2 separate regions of the Homo sapiens genome follow, and region 1 is linked to region 2. Evidence: chromatin contacts called from ENCODE Hi-C data. All regions are on one chromosome and are shown on one strand. Each heading gives the region's core, a stretch centred on a gene start or an enhancer-like site at or near the end of the contact. The rest is flanking DNA. Distances are from core to core; before and after follow the strand shown. Region 1 holds the start of DUSP19 (dual specificity phosphatase 19). Region 2 holds the start of UBE2E3 (ubiquitin conjugating enzyme E2 E3).

Region 1 (2,700 bases), core at 44-2,543, 2.1 Mb after region 2:
AATATATTTTCTTACAGTTCTGGAGGCTGAGAAGTCCAAGATCAAGGTGCTGGCCTATTCAGTTCCTGCTGAAAGCTCTCTTCCTGGCTTGCAGACAGCCAGCTTCTCCTTATGTCCTCATACTGTCTTTCCTTGGTCCATATAGGGGAGCAGGCAGATTTCTTTCAGTTCTCCTGAAGCCACTAAACCCATCATGAGGACCCTACCCTAGGGTCTTAGTCTAATCCTAAATTACATCCCAAAAGTCCCATTTAAATACCATCACCTTGAGGTTTAAAGCTTTAACATATGCATTTTGAAGGGACAGAAATAGTCAATCCATAACAGTTGAATTTTTTTATGTCAGAAAGTTTCAACAACAACACAAATTTTAATATGTGGTATTGGAAGAAAAGTTTTCATAAGTGCAACTTCTTCATTTTATATATGTGTTTATACATTGTGTTGAAATTCATTTAAAATTACATTTACTTTAATAGGGGTTTGAAAAATTTCTCTTTAAAGGAATCTTGTGATTTCTTTTGCAAAACTTTTTTTTGGTAATCAGAATCATCGTTCTATAATTTATTTATCTGTTTTACAAATTTGGATGCTTACACAATTGATTTTCTTAATTCTTCGTATGGATGGACTTGCTGCAATTCTTATTTAGGATGTATATTTACTGTATGAAATGAAAATGTAGGCTGAAAGTCAGAAAATAAATAAATTTTAAGCTCTTGTCAATCTACATATATGAGCATAAATTTTAAAAAATATATCTTTTTTCCCAGTTTATTTAAATTGTTGCCTCACAAATACGCACAACAACTTTATCTAGTAAACGTTCCTCTTGCATTAACAGCAAAAGCAGAAGGTGTGAAGGATACAGGAAGCGAGAAATAACTTTTAACGTCTGCTCTAGCCCTCCTGGACTAGCCTAAAAGCAGACAGGCAGGAAAGGCTTTGGGACATAGGGTGATTTGCAAGGTGACTCCGCCGGTCTCTTTCAAGCGGGAGCGATACACAGGTCAGCCCGGATCGTCCATGGTCACTGCCGTAAGTGACACTAACAGAATATATCAGAAAATCACTGCCTTTAAAGAACCAGGACATATCATTCCTCTCTCCAACGAAGTCTTATATTTTACCATTCTGCGTGTATTAGAAAGCTAAATTTAAACAGCAACAATAAGAAATCTTCCCCAGTGGATCCCTCGAGCCTTTCGGGAAAATGCAGGTTTCTGGCTGACAGGAAGAAGAAACAGCATCCAATCGGCACTTGTGTCTCAATGACCAATCAAATTTCGCCTTACATTGCATCGCTGGGATAAACGGAGCTGGACGACTCAGTCTCTTGGTCTGTGGCTGCTGCGGTTACCTGGATGGGCGAGCACCTCTGAGGCTGGCTTTGTTACCTGGGCAATAAGGGACTAGCAGTTCAGCCGTTTTCTATGCCTGCTGGATTTGTTTGTATTTGTTCCCAGCCACTGCTCATGTAATGTACTCCCTTAACCAGGAAATTAAAGCATTCTCCCGGAATAATCTCAGGAAGCAATGCACCAGGGTGACAACGCTAACTGGAAAGAAAATTATAGAAACATGGAAAGATGCCAGAATTCATGTTGTGGAAGAAGTAGAGCCGAGCAGTGGGGGTGGTTGTGGTTATGTGCAGGACCTTAGCTCGGACCTGCAAGTTGGCGTTATTAAGCCATGGTTGCTCCTAGGTGAGTATATCGACTTGCCACTAGATCATTGAGTCCTTTTAGCCAGATTACGTTCTCATTTTCCCCCTTTATGCGTAATAGTCTGTATTATCAGCTATCCTGCCGAAAAGCTGAACTGTTTCCTTTTTTGGATATGGAACTTCCATTAGCCAGCTAGAGCCGTTTCTGCCTCACAGTGTACCCATAAGAAGCATAGATGCTATTCTCGTAGCACTTGGCACTGCATATTTGAATTTTAGAAAAGCTTTCTTCCCGTTTCTCTAACTTCTCTGGAGAATAACACATTGATGTTGTGTTTTCTTGGCTTATAAAAAATACAGCTTGAAAAAAAAGGAATGAAAAAAGAATGTTTGTATCAGGCAGAACTACAAGTGACAATGGTTAAAGTTATAGAAAAGTTAATACTCGAAATAGTCCTGTGCTTGCTGGCCTGCGCAGCTCTTACAGACCGTGCGGAATACATGCCTCCTGTGGCCACGTCTGTTCATGGTGTCTGTTTTTGGAGTGTTTAAGAGAAGGAGATCTTAAGATCTTATGATTTATTTCGTATTATGGAAATACTGAGCCCCTATACAAGCATAGTTCACAAATAGCAAATGAAGCAAGGTTATAAAAGTGCAAACTTGTTAATTTGGCAAGAATATGGTATGGTGTTCTTAAAAAAATAGTCAAGAATGTTTTCAAGTACGTCTGAATTATTTCTATTTATGAATAGAGAAATTAAGACTTGGAAAGACTAAATGACTTATCACTATGCAGCTAAGGCATTCTTGAATAGAGAGAAGACTGAGAAATAGCCCAGGTGCTGTTCACCTAGTGTCTTACTCCTTTGAGGAATCCTGTGAAGTAGGGATTATCAGCTTTGTTTTACAAATAGAAACCAGGATTTAAAATTGGTGAAGTAATTTACACAAGGTAACACACCTGGTAAATAACAGACGTATGCATCAAGCCCAAGTCTGATGGACTCCTGCTGTCCATTGTTATACTAGGC
Region 2 (2,700 bases), core at 52-2,551:
ATGACTGTGTCTTTGGAAAATTATGGAAATGTAACTTACTCTTTAGAGTTGCTATCAAGCCTTTACCAAAAGTTTTCTATTAGGAGAAATAGTAAGCAAATACGTTGGCTCACTCAGTCTTTTCTTCTTTCCCTTAACTCTATACATCTTTTGACTGCCATTCTCACTCCCTTTGTGAACTGCACATTCTCACAGCACCCCTGCCCCTGGACACTTGTGGGAGAGGAATCCACAAATTCCTTTGAGGCTCCATCACCGGAACAAGTTCTCAGTAGCTGGAGAAGGCCTGGGTGGCAAACAGGAAGTTTTTGTATTCTGGCTACTTTGTGCCGTGGGGTAAAAACCGCAGAGTCCACCTGGAGACTGCAAAAAGAATGGTAGAACAAACAAAACTGTCACTATCTCCACCTAAAGCTTTTCTGGGTGGACATTCTGACTCAACATCACTCAGAACTTTTCTTTCCAGAACTGGCTCCTCATGTGCAAGACAGAAGAGTCCCGCAGAAAAGTGTCATGTTTTAGCTCTCATCGCCACCCCCCAACCCCAAACTCTTCTCCTTCACTTTTAAGAATGTTGAGCGGGACATTTTAAACACTGTTTTGGATTTTTAAGGTTTCAAATAATCCGAAGGACACTTCCCTTTGGCAGCGACAGTTGCAAGCTATGAGCCAAAAAGAAATAGAGGTTGTTCCCCTAATCTCCAAATACATTCTACCCTCTTCAATTCCCAGGACCCCAACTTGTCCCTTCCTCCAGCTTACGCGAGGGGCAAGTGGCAGCTCTTCTCCGCCTGCGTGCCTGGCCTCGTCAACAACACCCATTAGTCTCCCGTCTCCCGGGGCGGCGGGGGACTCCCAACCACGCGCCCAGGGCCCTTGCCCAGGTACTGGGGCCCCGGGAGCCACGACGGCCCCCGCGCAGGCGGATGGGATGGAACCAGCCCTGGGGACGCGGGTAGCCCAATGGGCAGCCTCGCCCCGGAGGCGGGCCCAGGCCGGAAGCCACCCCGCGGCACAGCGGCCCCGCGATACGGTGCCCGCGCCCCCGCCTTCTCTGGCACAGGCTCCGCGGCCAAGGGCGGCAGGGGCCAGCCCGCCGGGTCCCCGCCGCGCTCTTTGTCCTGGCCGCGCGCGGGCGGACGCGTGCACCCCCAGGGTGAGGGGAGGTGTGGAGAGCGCGCACGGGAGCGCGCGGGAACAGCTCGCGCCCGCCGGGCGTCGGCGGCGCGCGCCCCTCCGCCAGGCAAGCAGCGAGCACGCGCGTCGCCGCCGCGCCCGCCCCTCCCCCCCGCGCTCGCCTCGGAACTTGCTGACTGCGCGGCCGGGAGGAGCCGAGCCGGGCGGCGGCGGCGGGAGGCTACAGCGCGCGGGGGTCTCCCGCGTCCCCTCCGCCTCGCCGGGAGCTCGCGCCCTCGCCCAGCCGAGCTCCCACCCCCGCTTTTTTCCGAAGGCGCTGGGCGGCGCCACCCTCCGGCCGGAGCCCGGCACTGCACAACCCCCTCCGACTTTCAATGTTCCACACTCCCCGGCCAGAGCCTCCTCGGCTTCTTTTTTTCCCTCCCCCCCCTTCCCCCCCCCACAGCTGCCTCCATTTCCTTAAGGAAGGGTTTTTTTCTCTCTCCCTCCCCCACACCGTAGCGGCGCGCGAGCGGGCCGGGCGGGCGGCCGAGGTAAGGCGGCGGGGCCGGGGGGCCGCGTGGGGGGCGGCCGGGGCGGCGGCGGCGGTGGGGGAGGGGGCGGGGGCGGGCAGCTTTGTTCGCGCCGGGCGCCCGCGTCGCCGGTGTCCGCGAGCCGCGGCGGGGCCGGCTGGGCTGCTCGCATCACTTGGCGCCCGGCGCGGCGAGCGCTACCCGCGGCCCCCGCGCGGCCCTCCCCACAAAGGGCCGCGGAGCTGCGTGGCCGCCGCCGCCGGCCGTGGCTCGCCTCCGCGGGCGCGGAAATTTGTTGCACTTCTTGGGGCTTTGTTTATTTGTTTGTTTTTTCTCTGGGTTTCTTATTTTTTTCGTTATTTTGGACAAAATGTCGGTCCGTGATATAAAAATTGAGCGAGGAACCTTGGTGGCATTGGGAGCTTTGCAGAAGGTGCAGTTTGAATTCTGCTTTTCCCAGGGTGGCAGCTCGGTCTTGGCCGGATGAATCTTCGCTGCTGGCCGTGGAAACAGCTAGAGCAGCTCGTTAGTTGATTTTTAAATTTCCAAGTGTTGTGTTTAAAGGCTTTACGTGCACTGAGGAGGAATCGCCACCTTAAATAAGCATATGGGCGATTAACAGGGTGTGTTTTCCTCTCGGAAAGGGAATTTGGTAGCTTTGACCAATGTCAGTGTGTAAATATTTAGACGTTATTAGTGACTTTTAAACATTTTTCAGCGAGATCTGTTATTTACAGTGTGTCATATGTTATTAATGCTTGTTGCCTAAGTTCCTTGGCAAATCTGTTTCATGCCTTCTGAGAAAGTAGACAATTGATAGATTGTCCAAGAGACGGAAAAAAATGTGAGTGGGTTTTCTAACTTGAGTTCGGCAAATCCCTTAACGCTGGCGTTGTGTGACACATCACCTCCCTTGTACGTACCCCTGTTGTACGATGAAATAAGTGTGAACACTTTTGAAGCTTTTTCATTACAAGACGATTTTAGATGACTAGAAGAAAATGCTGTTGGTTTATTTCCTAGATTTAACATTTTCTCCTCCTCCTCCCCT

The links. A loop is a pair of places that touch in the nucleus more often than their neighbours do. Pooled maps may share reads with other maps.
Region 1: a loop to region 2 is called in a pooled map, with 10 times the contacts of the local background. The contact joins the promoter of DUSP19 here to the promoter of UBE2E3 in region 2. A Hi-C loop is called at or near these places in 8 of 50 pooled maps.

Annotation. Positions count from the first base shown.
Region 1 is chr2:183,077,454-183,080,153 of GRCh38, forward strand. It overlaps DUSP19 (dual specificity phosphatase 19), which reads left to right and starts at 1,294. Exons shown (of 4, transcript NM_080876.4): 1 at 1,294-1,706. The coding sequence starts at 1,481.
Region 2 is chr2:180,979,304-180,982,003 of GRCh38, forward strand. It overlaps UBE2E3 (ubiquitin conjugating enzyme E2 E3), which reads left to right and starts at 1,302. Exons shown (of 6, transcript NM_006357.4): 1 at 1,302-1,670. It overlaps UBE2E3-DT (UBE2E3 divergent transcript), which reads right to left and starts at 1,709. Exons shown (of 2, transcript NR_187176.1): 1 at 763-1,709; 2 at 1-363. RefSeq lists a silencer at 720-1,579.